Regions from separate parts of the Mus musculus genome. Here region 2 is linked to region 1. Evidence: chromatin loops called from intact Hi-C (ENCODE). Cell type or tissue: heart. All regions are shown on one strand.

The links. Hi-C counts contacts between places; a loop is a spot of excess contacts. Peaks named below come from ENCODE experiments on the same cell type or tissue, not always from the same donor. Only the 100,000 strongest peaks of a DNase experiment are listed, where the experiment ranks them.
Region 2: a loop joins it to region 1, with 4 times the contacts of the local background. A loop is called at or near these places in 2 of 42 quality-filtered maps.

The regions. Positions count from the first base shown.
Region 1 is chr7:141,897,779-141,905,778 of GRCm38, forward strand. Tollip (toll interacting protein) reads right to left here and starts at 4,683. Exons shown (of 6, transcript NM_023764.4): 1 at 4,498-4,683. The coding sequence starts at 4,530. In heart, no CTCF peak of the experiment used is centred here; a DNase peak (open chromatin) is centred at 4,733; H3K4me3 peaks cover 1,979 bases; H3K27ac peaks cover 1,790 bases; H3K27me3 peaks cover 1,917 bases.
Region 2 is chr7:141,558,283-141,566,282 of GRCm38, forward strand. It overlaps Ap2a2 (adaptor-related protein complex 2, alpha 2 subunit), which reads left to right and starts at 3,898. Exons shown (of 22, transcript NM_007459.3): 1 at 3,898-4,144. The coding sequence starts at 4,078. In heart, CTCF peaks have their summits at 3,767 and 7,974 (motif pointing right); DNase peaks (open chromatin) are centred at 2,389, 3,879, 4,789 and 6,369; H3K4me3 peaks cover 2,323 bases; H3K27ac peaks cover 3,401 bases.

The DNA of each region.
Region 1 (8,000 bases):
AACAGTTCTATATTGTTCAATATATGGCGATCGGCCCTCAGTCAGGATGGAAACTGCACTTGAAAGGCTTTCAGTGGTTTATACTGAAACTCCAAAGAATGGAAGACTAGTAAAGGAGTGACGAGATGACAGCAGGGCAGGCATGCAGTGGACTGAGTGCCACTCCACACAGCCCTCAGGAACTACACTCAAGAGTTCTAAAAGAACAGCTTGAAAGCACAGCCAAGACCCTGATGAACAGACACAGGGGGATGAGGAAGAAGATTCACATCTCAGATCTGAACAAGCACTGACAAAAATGCTACTGCTCAAAGGAAGGGGAACCATCATATATGGCACAACCACACCAGGTGGGATGGGACCACCGGGTCACCACCAACTATGGTCTTTGCACAGACTGGGGACCACAGAGACACAACCAACTTTAGATCTGCAAGACTGTGTGTTAAAATTCCTGGGGTAACTCCCAAGAGAAAAGAAATAAACCATACATTTACCAAACTGGTAAAGAATTTACTACTTATTAAATACATTTTCAAAAATATGATTACTACTAATTACACACATTAAAAACTATTTAATGAATCAAAACAAATGCAAGCCTTAAAGTGTTAAATGTGTATATATTTATGCCATATAAAATAAAATAGGTTTCAATAGAAACCTGTACTTCTTAGATTTGACTTTTAAGGACACAGCTATATGTTGTTGTGGGTAGACTCCTCCTAAACATAAATGTTGAATAAAATGTAAAGTCAAAACATAAACGAAAGAAAGAAAAACCCTGTAAATATTTTTTAAAAGGAAAAACAGAGTAGTTACAAAATTGCATAAAATAAAAAGGCAAGAAGCCAATAGAGGTCACTATCTGGTCACCACAGCCTGATGTTAGACTTATACTCAGGTATAGCCTCACCTCAGAATCCAGAGCAGACATTCTCAAGGACCCAGAGACATAGGCCTAGTGGCCAGCTGGGGAGCACAACCTCTTGCTCAGGTTCTGCCCTGTGAAGATGTATAGACAAGAGGATGCTAACTCACACAGGAGGTTTGAAAACTACAGGTATATAGTAACACTAATAAGTAAATAAATAAATAATAAATAAATAAATAAATAAATAAATCTGACATACATCCTAAGGAACTCAAATCCCTTCTCCATTACTAGAAAATTAGAAGCCTCATTTTACTGTACTTTAGAAACTAAACAACCCAGGCACCTCTGGGTGATGAGAAAAGCTTATCTTTAACAGGAGATCCAGTTACCAAGTACAGAACATATGAACAAATTAAAAATGACTCTTTTGGGGCTGGAGAGATGTTTCAGTGGTTAAGTGCAGTGGCTGCTCTTCCAGAGAACCTGGGTTCAATTTCTAGCACCTACATGGTTCAGAACTATGTGTATCTCCAGTTCTGGGGAATCTGACCCCTCTCCTGACTTCCATGGGCCCCAAGAATGCACATGGTATACATACATATACACAGGGGAAATATTCATACATACAAAGTAATCTACAAATTAAAAAAAAAATCACTTTGCCATCACTAATCAAGTCATTGGTTCAGCAAGGCATGGACACTAAGGACCACCCACAGAATGAGGAGGGGCAAAGCCAGAGTCAGTGGTCTCTGGCAAAGCTCACTGGTTAACCAGCATCTCACACAGGACAAGGCAGAACCTGTGGGACTCTACACAACACATCTATAAAGGAGAACCTTCAAAATGCCAGCCCTACATGTGGTGCAGCCTCCAGGGAGCAAGACCTCCTACATGTATCCCCACAAGAAGTTGGATCCTACAAGTCACTCACTGTAGGGAAGGAGTGGGTTTATGGACTTAGTAGCAAAAAGGGTTGGTAATTTCAAAATACCAGCATTTTCAAAAGCAATATAGATATAGCATAGGGTTCAGTGCCCTGCAGTGGCTATTTTTAACCCCCCACCCACGAAAAAAAAAAAAACACCCTAAAGTCTAAAACTATAAAAGACCACATATCCCAGGGAAGAACTTATTCCTTTACAACCATGTAGGTGCGGCTATCTGTCCTCATACCTGCCCACCTAAACCCTTAACCAAGGACAGAGAGCCCTCCTCACCCTGATGAGATTGTCCTCTGCCTTTTATAGCCTGCCAAGATACTCTTGTCAGTCCTTTCCACTCCTCAGAGGTAAAGGTCAGCTACAGAGTCAACTGCCCAAGCCTAAGTCCAGGTTCATAGGATGGAGACACTGGGCCATGGTCTAATCCCGGTTGGACTACACAAAGAAGGCTGCTTGCAGGACCCAGCACTGACCAAATGCATGCACTTCATCTGTTTAGAAGCAGCACTTGGTTCACTTAGGGTTCATACAACCCTGAGTGTGATATGAATAGCAGAGAAGCATACCACACTCTGGCAGTTCTACTAGACCTTGACAACTGGCTAAAAGCTTTTCAAATATTAGTGAATCCAGAGGTAGATGAGTATATCATTCCAGGTGAAGTGGCCAGTGAAAAGTTGAAAACTGAAAAAGGTCTGCACTCTAAGAAATAGCACTTCCCAGATGAAGTTCAAGGCCTTCTATTCTACAGAGACCCTGGCTATGGCCCATGCAGTCCTCCCACATCAAGTCACTGGAAAGAGCACAGATCTGATGGTGACTGTCATTCTCTGGCTTACATAAGTTACGATGCATAGCTGTGTCCCTGTGCTCCACACCTGTGGCTCAGTGTCCAGTTACTCTAAATATTGTGACCACTAATACTATGATGAAGATATGCATATCCCAAATAAACCTTGAGATACCCGTCACTTATGACAAGTTCTTACAGCCCAAAGTTACAAGTCATGAAAACCTAAAACCACTCAGCTGTCTATGTTGTATTTCTATGACTACATTCTCCCAGGAACTCTGGGCAAGTAGAAAGATCAAACGTCAGGATTTGACTCCACAGATTCTGCTAGTATCAACATCATCTGACACTCCCAATTACTCATCACTGTGTAGGTTATTGCAGCTCTGTACAACACCAGAGTTTCTCTAAGCAACAGGGAAAGATAGCTTCTTACTCATGACAGACATGGAGTTCACCATCAGATGAATTCAAACTCAGCCTGAACCACAAGAGATAAGGACACTCTCAGACCACACGGTAAGAAAGGGTCCACTCTCCTTGGCCATGTGTCCACTTGGCAGGGGATATGAAAAGGGCAAAGCTCTGTCTCCCTTTCTCCTCTGGCAGCCACCATCAATCTTCTATAGTTTGCTGAGACACCGTGAGGATGAAGAAGGGTTGATGAACATGAAAGTAACTCCAACATTGGAAATCTCCATCCAAGTTTGACAGTGGCTCAGGAGATCTGGCTTCAAAGCCCTCCTAAAAAGCATCTAACAAGCCTGAGGCTTTCTTCAAAGTCAGGAAATCAGTAATCTATCCCAAGGAGTTACCTGTTACACACACACACACACACACACACACACACACACACACGCACACACACACACACAATCAACACCAAGCTGTCAGGGTGAAAAAACTCTGGGAAACCACAGGCTTTGCAGGCACACTCAATATTAACTTCAGGGGAAAAGGCACTGAGGTGCTGATCAGAACAATGTTCTACTCCACACAGCCACAGTTGGCTAACAACATCCCACCCACACCAGTCTCAGGGAGCTACTGGGAGGCCATACACACTAGGGGAGGTGAGACAGGTAGTATAATAGAACCCAAGACAATCCTGAAGAGACAACCCTGTTGGGTCTTCCAAGTTCTCTGCTCCCCTCTCCTCGTTTATAAATGAAGAAATTGAGGCTTGAAAAGGTAGCCACTAACTAAGCTCAAGAGGTAGTACCCTATTTTCTATAGATGTTAGGGAGAAGAGGAAACTGTCACAAGTAAGGACAGACTACAAAGTGGGATCTTTCACCATTTCTGAAACCAAGGAGACCAGGTTATCTCTCTCCTTTGGGGGACCAAAGGTGTCCGACTCCACTCCTCTGAGAGACGGGGAACCAAGGCACCTCTCAGTTTGGGAAATTAATGTAGTCAGTACCACTCTCAATCTGGGAGACCAAGAGTCAGGGCTTGTGTCCATCTGGGAGACCAAGCAGGTGATAGATCTGAGAACGTAAGGGGTTCAGGGCCCTTTCTATCTGAGGAACTAAGGGAAGTCGGGGTCCCACTCCATCTGGGGACCAATGGGGTAAGGTTTCTTCTGTGTAGAGGAACCCTATTCAGGGCCTCCACCCAGGAGGACCACGGGAGTCAGGATCCCTCTCCATGAAGGAGGCCAGGAGCTTCAGGGCCCGTGGGCATCTGGGGAACCATCAAATTCTGCCTTCCTCCACCCCAGATGTCCGATAGACGAGAGTCGCTGCTCCGGGTGGGTACCCGAAGGTAGGACCCGCGAAGCCCCGGGACGGAAGAGCAACCCGCGAGGGGCCCCGTAAAAGACTGAGGAGTCCGACCCCAGGCTCCACTGCCCCAGCCAGGCTCTGGCCCAGAGCACTCACCGGCCCGCGCTGCGTGCTGACGGTGGTCGCCATGGTGCTGCGGCGGCCCTCTGCCTCGCCAACTGCACAGAGACCCGCCGGGAGAGCTCTTCCGCTCCCACCACAAGCTGCGTCGCCGACCGTTGTCCCGCGAGGCAATCGGCTCTTCAGTCAGCTGACAGTCGCCCCGCCCCGCCCCACCCCGGCGTTCCCAAAGCACAGAGCTTGGCAATAGCTGGCCCCGCCCCTTCCGGCTAATCCGCGCACGCGTGTTCCGACCTCAGGGGGAAATGGGTCTCCCGTACACGCCTGCGCAGTGGCTCCCTTCGGGCGCTCAGCAGCCCGTTAAAATGGCTGTCAGACTGTTTGCGCATGCCTAAACCTGAACACTCTCCTGCGGGCAGAAGCCTGCTCACCCAGTCGCATACACCTAGAACAGGGACGCACATCTCAATTCGGTCGAGTTGCCACAGCGTCTAGTCACCTAACTGGAGATAGCTGTGATACCACCGCTTGCAGGTGCGTGATCCGCTTGGAGAAAACTGAGGTTTGGCTGCCTGAGCGAAAAAAAAAACAGATGGCAGTAGAACCAGCTACCCTCAAGCTCTTGAATTACCTCAAAATTCTGTGGGAGGGAGAACATTTATATTTAAATTTTAAAAGAAGAAACCAAGCTGAAGGAGAGACAAGAGTGGGACGGAAAACTTCCACCAGCCTTGGATTTGCTAAATGAATGGAGAGATGAAGATCTGTCCCTAGGAAACCCGGGCCACCCACTCTTGCCTTTTCAGAGCACTCTCTTCAGAAGAATACTTGGCCAGATAGAACCAGGGTAGTTCCTATAAGGAGTTTACCCTATGGTGGTCACCAGTCTGTAGGTCCCCTTTTACTTGTGCGGCAATAGACTTGGTACTGTCTAGGAGTACCAAGAACATTTCCTCACTCACACCATGTTCTCTTGTGTTCCTTTCATCTTTAAGATTACATCTTCCAACTCTAGTGACAGTCTCTACCTTGGCATAACATGGGACTGCATCTGGGCTCTGTTCCTGGACACTGATCTATATCCAGTTCTCACCGGTCTCTAGCTCCTGTTGCCCAAACTGTCATCTCTATGCTGATAAAGCTAAGACACAAAAGACTATCCATTGTGGCAGACAGAGTTTTAAAGAGACCCCTGATCTCTCCTGGTGTCCACATCCCTGCTCAATCCTTTCTTCTTGGTTATAGACAAAACCTGTGACTTGTGTCTAAACATGCAGCAGACAACCTGTTGTATAAAATTATATCTGGATAGCACAATAGGATCCCCTTGTGACTAAGACCACACATATGGCCTCTGATGAATCCCAAATCCTTCAGTACTAAGCAGTTTAAAAAAGACACACACCACCACCAACAACACCAAGGGGGAATTGTTCCCAAGAAAAAACTTTATCTCATAAAATGCTTCAGTACGTTCCTGAAATCAGTTCAAGCCCTGGCACAGTCTGTCAGAGCAGAACCACAGCATTTGTTCTTCCTTGACTTAAAGCTCTCTCATGGTGGGGATCACGTGGCTGGACATAATCTTACTTGTTTCTACTAGATTTGCAGCAGATAGAAACTCTGGTATAGGTGGACTATGATAAAATTCACCTAGGTTACTTTGCAGAAACTTGAAAACTAGCTCTGCTGCTAGTACTGACTCCACTCAGCAGAGAGGTTATGGGTAACAGAAAATGGATGAAAGGCTTAGCATCTCTGTGTTCATCATCTTGTATTTGTCCCCTTTGTTGCCTTCACTCTTGACTCGGATTTGTAGTGCTTTTCTATTGATGGGATAAGACCAAGGTAACTTACAGAAGAGTTTAATTTAGACTTATGGTTTCAGAAGGTTAGAGTCCATGATGGTGGAGCAGAGATAGCAGGTGGCTGGAGCAACCACTGAGAGGCAAGCAGGAGACAGAGACATATTAGGATTGGGATCAGTCTTTTGAAACCTCAAAGTCTTTCCCTAGTGACATACCTCCTCCAACAAGGCCACACCTCCTAACCCTTCTCAAATACACCACTGAGGATCAATTAATCCAATGTGAGCCTATGGGCTCAACTGCCACAAGATGCTACTCAACTCTGTATGGAGACACACAGAAACTCTGAGAAATGTGTTGTTGCTGGGTACAGTGGCACATATCTATAATCCCGATCATTAGGAGGCTGAGATGGGAGCAGGACTGGGAAATTGAGGCCAGCCTGGTCTACAAACCAAAGGGTGAAAAGCAGTTATGTCCAAGACCACAGGGCTAACTTGGACATTGGAGCAGGTATGTGCTTCCTCTTGCCAAGCATAGTGACTTAATTATCTGAGGTTCTATGACCTTTTAAGGCTCAGACCAAATCACAAGGCCAGGATGTTTAAGCAAGACACTGATACCAGTTCTAAACGTAACTTAAAATTTCCTAGATTAAATCAACTAAGTAAATTCGAAGGCCAGAATACTTTTTCACAAGAAGGAAAACATGCCCATGGACATCGAAAAATTACCAAACTTTAGTCTTTCCCAGGAAAAACAATCAATAAAAGCCTGCTGCCACTTTAGTTGAGTGAGCAGCCTGGTCACCTCTTCAACTGGCATTAAGTCCCTCTGCTCATGAGTTGAAGTCTCAACAAAGCTTTGCCCATGTTGTCCATCATACAGGGTTTGGTCCTATTTCTTTTGTTAGATCCAATCATCTGATAACTGGTAGTAGTCAAAACGCAGGCTAGAGAGATGGCTCAGTGGTTAAAAGCACTGACTGCTCTTCCAGAGGTCCTGAGTTCAGTTTCCAGCAACCACATGGTGGCTCACAACCATCTGTAATGGGATCTAATGCCCTTTTCTGGTGTGTCTGAAGAGAGCTACAGTGTTCTCACATACATAAAATAAATAATTCTTTAAAAGAAAAAAAAAGATTGTCAAAACCCATCTTGTACTTGTGATCTGTGCGTTGTCATGTATACAACTTTTACCTCAATAATTTTAAAAGTGACAAAACACCTCCTATGTATCTGGCAGGGTTGCTAATCTCAATGTATTAAAAAGCTTGACAAATTTATAAGAAAAAAGAGTAAAAACTAAAAGAAGAAAGAAAGAAGTTGGAAGTAACATGATTGTCCACATACCCATTGTTGTGAAATACTCCCCGTGAGCTCATGTGCTTAAAACATTAATCCCAGCACACGGGAGGCGGAGGCAGGCGCATTTCTGAGTTCGAGGCCAGCCTGGTCTATAAAGTGAGTTCCAGGACAGTGTGGGCTATAGAGAGAAACCCTGTCTTGGAAAAAAAAAAAAAAAAGACATTTGGTCCCCAGTTGGTGGTCTTGTTTTGGAAGATTGCTAAACCCTTAGGAAGTGGAGGATTGCTGAAACTTTAGGAGGTGGAGGAAGTGAGCTATTTGACCCAGGCTTTGAAGTTCCAAATAACTGCTTTATTTTCACATCTTGACCTTTTATTATATTATTTCCAACAGGGGGGGGGTGAGGGAGTGCATCCTTTGTTAG
Region 2 (8,000 bases), 340 kb before region 1:
CTGTCTTGAAAAACTGAGAGAGAGCTGAACAAGCTAAAGCCAAGTTTGAGTTTCCTGCCTTAGTGGACTGTGACTACAGATGTGTTAACCACAATCCCTCTCTTCCCCAAATTGCTGTTCTTTTTGTTGTGGTGTTTCGTCACAGCAATAGTAACCCTAACTAAAAGAGGGAAAGAGGGCTCTGAATTCAAAGAGGTCTTCCGGAAGACAGGCCAAGAGCATATACACATGTGGCTAGATAAGATATTACAAACCCAGCGGGAGGGAGAGTTGCTGGCAGGAGCAGGGCCACAGAGATGAAGGGCAGGACAGGGTCCAGACGGAAAGAGGAGTCCAGGACTGATGGACAGACTGGAACTTGACTGGGCAGTGACAAATTGTCAGATATCATGCTGAGCCAAAGCCCCAGGGGACAATAAGGGGTGTTTTTGCATATCCATCCCTTGAGGCACATACTACACAGGATGGTCAGAAGACAGTTTATTGGGTCCTATCTCTATCAACACTGCTGCCACGGGAATGTTAGGTATCTCTTCTTTTAAGTGATACAGGTAAGGGTCTGGTATATCCTTTTTGGTCTAGTGTATTCAATACATTTAAAAGGCCTGCTACCCCTAACCCCCCTCCCCCACCCCCCTGCCACTGGTTCTTGAGACAGGAATTTGCTGTGTAGCCCTGACCTACAACTTAGAGATTCACCTGCCTCAACTTCCTGAGTGTTAGGATTATATGTGTGTACACACACATATCCCTCACTGCCCCCCCCCAAGGCTACACTTTTCTGAGAGTGTTCCAATACACTTTGATAAGCTCAAAGGTGGTAACTTTGCTACTTCTTAGGAATGTTATTTATCAGTCTGTGCCTCATGGGTGGTGCTGGAAAGGTGGTGGTGCCTATGTGCATGAGTGAGATACAGCCTTCCTGCCTCTATAGCTGCACTCAGAATACAGCCAAATGCTGCTTGTAAAATGGAGTCACCCAAGGCAAGGCACAGCCTGAAAGCCATGGTTCCACATAATATGTAGTAACTTAGAGCAGGGCACAGCCTGATCTCTACATTGAGTAAGCACTTTGCCACTAAACTACATCACCAGCCTTTTAAAAGATTATTTTAGAGGCCGGTATCAGCTACACAGCAAGTTTGAGGTCAGCCTGAGCCACATGAGACCCTGTCTAAACTAAAATTAATTTTGAGACAGAGTCTCATTAACTTGCCTGTCTGGTCTTATACCTCCAATCCTTTTTCCTTGGCCTTCAAAATAGCTGGGATTACAAAGTATGAACTGCCGTGCTCACTGAAATTTATTTTATTTTCCTGTGGTCCTGGGGATCATACGAGTGGTCTTATATATTCAAGAAAAATGTTCTACCACTGAGCCACACCCATTACCACTTTAGAGTTTTTGAATCCTTCCATATCTACACGTCATTTGTGGCAGGGGTTACTCTGCTCTCAGGAGCTGGCCTTCCTGAGTACTTGTCCCTTCCTCCTCTTCCTCTTCTACTTCCTCTTCCTTCTCCTTCTTTTTTAAGACAAGGTTTCTTTGTGTAGCCCTGACTGTCCTAGAACTAGCTCTGTAGAGCAGTTTAGCCCCACATTCACAAAGATCCACCTGCCTCTGCCTCCCAAGTGCTGGGGTTAAAGGGGCATGCCCCCTTGTCACTTCTGATGACCACAGGTAGTCATCTAATCACAAAGATAGCCACTGGGTCTGAGGACTTCTGCATTCCTGCCCTTCAATATGATCAGGATCTAGCCAAACCTGTACTAGGCAGAGAACCCCAAGATTTTGTATAAGGTTCATTATCTGTAACTTACTGAAGAAGCTACAGGAAGGAAACTGGGTCATTTGTAAAACTGACTGGAGGCGGGCAAGAGCAGAGCTAGGAGAGCATAGGAAATGAGACAGGGCAGGGCTGTCTGTCTGGGATGCTCTGCTGTCCCCTCTATCAAACTGCAGTTGGAGCTTGCAGCGCCCTTCCAACCTGTGGAGGAAGGCAGGGCTTTCAGTACCATCTGTCTTTGGGGAAAATACTGTGACAAGTCTCTAGTTCAGACAACTTAAACAGAATTGTTCTCAAGGCACATTACCAATGGCAGCCTCTCCTTCAGTGAGTGGTTTGGAAGGATCATGTGCTCAGGTTCAAGGCTTCGGTGTGGGGAAAGTGATCTGGTGGCTTGTGTATCTGAGATGGCCATAGGTGGCACTGGCCATAGGTGGAGTCTTTCCTGTGTCCACTTGTCAGGCCTGATGTGGCACACTTGTGCGACACTTTATTATTATTTATTTTTGCTGTGACAAAAGCAAGCTAGGAAAAGGTTTTGTAGAAGCTCACAGTTGGAGGATATGTTCTCTCAGAATGGGAAGTCATGACTGTAAGAGCTCAGGCAGCTCGTCACATTGTCACCACAGCCAGGAAACAGATGAATGCTGTTGCTCACCCCGTTCCTTTTTATTCCGCTCAGGACCCTTACAGCCTATATTTATGGTGGGCCTCAATCAGACTAATCTAGAAACTTCCTGACAGGTGTGTCCAGATGTTTGTTTTCATGATGAGTGTAGTAGATCCTATCCAATATGACAACCAAGATTAACCATTTTTTAGACATGGCTCAGTGGGTAAAGGTGCTTCCTGGGACTCACAAGGTGGAAGGAAAAAAATTGACTCTCACAAAGTGTCCTTTGAGTTCCACATTGCACACCCCTTTCAATAAATAATTTATAATGAAATTATTTAAAATACTAACTATAGGATGGCTGTGGTGACTCTCAGAGTCAGTACAATGGAGGAGTCTGAGAATCTCCTGCAGTCTCATTCCTGTCTGGGCATAAGCAATGGGATTCCTATTGCCACCTGTCCAGCACTCCTTATATGGCCCAGAAGCATCTTTTTGATGGTGCAGACAAGCTGGAGGAAGTTTATTTTCTGGTGCTGGCTCTTTCACCTCTTAAAAAGTCAGGCAAATTCAGCAGCCTCACCAGAGATTTGGCTTATTATGTTCTCAGTTTCTTCCATCAGTCCTGGGACCTTGGTGGACTGCCTGATTTATAGGAGGGTCGTGCCTCTTATTCTCTGGACTAGGCTCTACCACATCTGTATAAAAGCAAGGGACAGAGAGTTCTGCCTAGTGGGTCTGGATCATGATAACCACCTTAGGTGTGAAGCTTCCTCTTCACAGAAGAGAGCTAGGGAAGAGCCACCATGATCTCCACTTCCTGGAGTGGTGGGCCAATCCCGCTCTTCTGCAAAATGGGTCCATAGGAAGGATCCAATGGGGCCACCTCGCTAGAGAGGGGAACAGGGGAGCAGAAGCAATAAGCAAAGGGGCCTGGATGAATGCTGAGAGGTTGTACTCCAGACAACAGTCACCTCGGCAAGAGTGGTCAGTCTAGCTTCAAGCCTCAGTTTCCCCATTTGTAAGGGAAGTAGGAACCTGGAGTAGCGCTTCCTTTTGTCCCAGTTTAGAGGCTTGTAAACGCCTCTCACTCCGGTTCCACGCCGGTGGCCTGGGGTAGGTCAGTCCAACTGCCAGGGCTCTGGGGCCGGTTTGCACAGGCAAAGGTTGACTGCTGTAGGTGCTAGTGCAGCCCGCTCCTCCCCTACACCCCTGTGTGACACTGGGTTGATCCCGCACTGGTGTCAGTGTCTCTGTCTAGGTAAAGCCGGGCTCACCCGTGAGAGCGAGATCGGGGCTACTCCGGTATACATTGGAAGGATCCTTCACCAGGCGGTGATACCAGGAGGTGTAGCGCCTGCGCGCTCCGCACAGCTCCGGTTCTCCAAGCAGCAATCCGGCTCTATCCCGCGCCACGCCCCCATCCTCCTCGTCCTCCCCCCGCCCCCCAGCACCGCGAGAATGCGCACGCTCTCTTGCACCGCCCGTCGCCGGGCGCGAGGCTCAGCGTGCGCGCCAGCGCGTGCGTCGTGCGTGCTCGCGCGCGCAGCCCAGCGAGCGGCGCTCGGGGGCCCGAGGCGGCTGTGGCTAGGCGGCTCCGCGCTCCAGGGCTCTTCGGCGTGACCGCCGCGCCCGTGCTGTTCTAGCCCGCCGCCGAGGCCGCTCCCGGGGCGCAAAGATGCCGGCCGTATCCAAGGGGGACGGGATGCGAGGCCTAGCGGTCTTCATCTCCGACATCCGCAACTGTGAGTGCCAGACGCCGGGCGGGCCTGAGCGGGGGCGCGGCCGGGGGTCCGCAGGTGCGGCCGGGGGTCTGGGGGGTTCGGCCGGAACGGGGAGAGGGGTGTGGGCCGGTGCGCGGGTCCGCTCAGGCTTGAGAAGGAGGGCTGTGGAGTGCAGATCGCGCGGTGGGGCGGGGGTCCCGCGCGGGCGCTTAGGGTGCAGAGCGCGCGTCCTGGGTGCACATCTGGCGGGAGTTGGTAGCCTGCTGCGGGGGGACCAGACTGGGGTGATGGTGGTGGTGTCCCAAGTCCTGACCCGAAGATGAGGTGTAGAGTGAAGATTCGTGCTGGTGAGTGGGGCAGGGTCCTGGAGGTGCAAATCTGGCAGTGGGGTTGGGGTAGGAGCAGAGATGTTAGGCAGAGATCTGGGGTGCGGACCCCTGGTAGAGTGATTGCATGTATGGGTTTGGACAGTTGGGAGATTGCCTGTGGGTGTTCAGACTGAGGTGCGGGGCTTAGGTGTCTTGAGATCTAGGTGTAGCGATGGGAGTGCGGGGCGCGGTGGGGAGTCTGTGGGGTTTGTGGCACAGTCGAGGGGTTTCCGGCCCTAGACGCCCCTCCCCAGCATGATGTCATCTTGGTCTTTCTAGTAATGGAGCCTTTAACCCAGCCTTTTCCAAAACAGCGTGGATTTCTCTTTGGGCGGGGATAGGGACACTATACGTCTCTCGGACCTGATTCAGGCGGCATGTTGGGCGATGATTAGATCTCACCCACTGCGATTAAAGTGACTCATTCCCCCAGGGAACCGGGAGCAGCCGGGTGTGGATGCTGGAAGCTGCGCCTGCTTCTCCGCTGAGCAGTTCTGTAGCCAGTGTCCCCTGGGTGGAAAAAAAAAATCTGCTCAAAGTGAAATGGGTCGGAAGGTTAAAGGTCAGGCAGGGCGGGTGCCCAGGACTTTGGCTTACAGAAACTTCTGAGGGTTATCAGACACCCCCTTACTGATGAGAAGAAAAGCCATTTTCCTGTCAGTTTATTTTTTTCTTGGTATCCAGCAAATAGCTGACTCCATGATTTTTGTTACTTTAGAGATTAATATGCTTCCTGAGGAATTTTGCCCAGTGTGTCGTCACACTAACACTTAAATTTATACTGTATTCCCTAAGACTGTGTGCAGGACCCCAGCTTGCCTGGGTCTGTAGGACTCTGGAAGAGGTAGATTTCTGTCCCTCCCTGCTCTGCAAAGATACAGGCATCCTTGGATCAGGGCTTACCAAAATTTTAGACAATAACATTCATAGTCATGAAGCATTTTGTTCTTTTCTTTTTCTTTTTGGTTTTTTCAAGACAGGGTTTCTTTAATAACCCTGGCTGTCCTGGAACTCACTTGGTAGACCAGGCTGGCCTCGAACTCAGAAATCCACCTGCCTCTGCCTCCCAAGTGCTGGGATTAAAGGTGTGCGCCACCACCGCCCAGCTGTTATTTTCTTAAAATTTTTGTAAAAAATTACATTTATAAGTGTTTGTGTTGTGTGTGTATGTGTACTCACCCACAAGCCATGGTGCCTGTGTTCTGGTCAGAGGACGTCTCTCTCAGAAGTCTGTTTCCCCTTTTCATCATGTGGGTCTTCAGGTGTGGCAGCAAGTATCTTTACCCCCTGAACCATTTCCCCAGCTCCATCCTTCTGAAGAGGGTTACATTTGTGCAGGACATTGAGAGTGAAAGCCAGTTTCTCACCCAACAGGTTACCACTTGTTAGACATGCCCTGTGTTTGATCAGAGGTGGTACATGGTAAGAACTTGGTAAATAACTTACTGGCTGATTGGTAGAGAAGCCATCCCTCCTTGGCATAGCTAATCTTTGGGGATGATTGATTTTTGTTGTGGGGAGACAGTTCTATGTTTTAGAGGATGTTTGGCAACACCAAGTGCCTCAGTTGAAATAGTGGTAAATAGTTCCCCAAAGTTGTATGGAATGTACAAGACCATTCCTAGAGGAGCTGTTGGAAGACAGGGTACCTGGTATCTGGGTCTCTCTGGGTGCAGGTTTCTGTGTAACCTAGCCATTCTCTCAGAATGCCTTCTTTCTCAGCTGTCAGGTCTCCCGTGACACTGTGGCCCTCCCTCTCCTGTGGAGCAGTGTCCTCTGTGATGGTGTGATGTTGTCTCTTCCAGGGGAATCTTATGTCCTACTGTACAGGAAGCACCAAAGCAAGGGCCCTCTGTGCCTTGCTCTTCACTCCACCCGTCCGTGCCCCTCAGTGTCTGGCGTACAATATGTGCTCTGTGAGTGAGTCAGCCCCAAGCAAGACACAGACATTCTCACTTGAGCGGGGGGGGACCAGAGCTGGCGTGAACATGATCCCTAGGCCATGGGAGGTGGGGAGTGTCACTGCTCTCGCTTTTCTCGCTTTTGTGGTTACTGTTTTCTCATGATGAGAGTGGCTGGTAACTCTGTGGAGAGGGAGTCCTAGGTCAGTCCCTAGGGTGCAGTGCTGGATCCTGGCTCTGCTACCAACCCTGGAGCTAGAAGCTGCCAGCCAGTGAGCCTTGGTTCTCAAGGGGTCGGCTATGAGCTCATGTGTCCTCAAAGTCTGTTTCGTGTCTGGTTTTAATCTGGTATCTCTCTGAAGGCCTGTGTTGAATGAACACTGAGAGGGGAGGGTCGGTGGACAAAAGGATGTGTGAGCTGGGAGGATCTGCATCTTGTTTGCACTTGGTTACTAGTTTACTTTCTTAGCATAGGCAGCCACCAACCTGCTCCTATGTCACCGAGGCCTGCAGCTCTGCAGCTCAGGTAACAGACAAATTCAGTCTCATAAAACTAACATGTTTTTTCCTGGTCTGCTTCACCCAAGGCCTGTGAATTTAGTAATATGATTTCAGTATATCAGAACCTTGTACATTCTTCTGTTTCTCTTGCTTTTATTTTTACTTATATGTTTGTGGGTTTGCTTGTTTATATGTGTATCATGTGCATGAGGTGTTGGGAGAGGCCAGAAGAAGGTTTTGAATTTCCTAGAACAGGTCGTTGTGATCTCCCCAGGATGGTTGGTAGGTGCTGGGAACAGAACCCGTGTCCTTTGCATGAGCAGCAAGTGTTTTTAACTGCTGGGCCATCTCAGCTTGTTTCTTTTTTCTTCTTTAAATAACAACACATGCATACATACACACTATAACATATATATGTACATACATACATACTTACAAACATACACAGTGTATGAATTTTTTGCCTGCATGTCTGTCTGTCTGCCACATGTGTGCCTGGTGCCTGTGGAGGTCAGAAGAAGACGTTGGATCCCTGGAACTGGAGTTATAGATAGTTGTTAGTAGCCATGTGAGTGCTAAGACTTGAACCTGCATCCTCTGTAGGAGCAGCCAGTGTTCTTAACTGCTGATTTGGGCTGGTAAGATAGCTCAGCTGGTAAGGACAAGAGCTGCCAGGCCTGGTGACCTGAGTTCCATCCCTGGATACTACGTGGTGGAAGAGAACGGACTCCCCGAATTGTACTTTAACCGCTGCCAGGTACACTGTGCATGTGTGCTGTGCCATGTGTGTCCCACTGAACGTTAAAAATGAAAAAAAAATCTGTTTTTGTTTTTTTTGTTTTTAGTCCAAGTTTTAAGATAATTTATTTTGAAATAATTCATAGGAAGTTGTGAAGAAATTGGCAGGAAGGCCCTTGGTATCCTCCACTCTACCTTTCCTGATGTGGACATCTTTTGTAACTACGATATTTTCAACACAGGAAAGCTGACAGTATTAGTACACTATTGGGATATTTTTTCTTTTAAAGATTCATTTATTTATTTAATGTATACACCATTGCTATCTTCAGTCACACCAGAAGGGGGCATCAGACCCCATTGCAGATG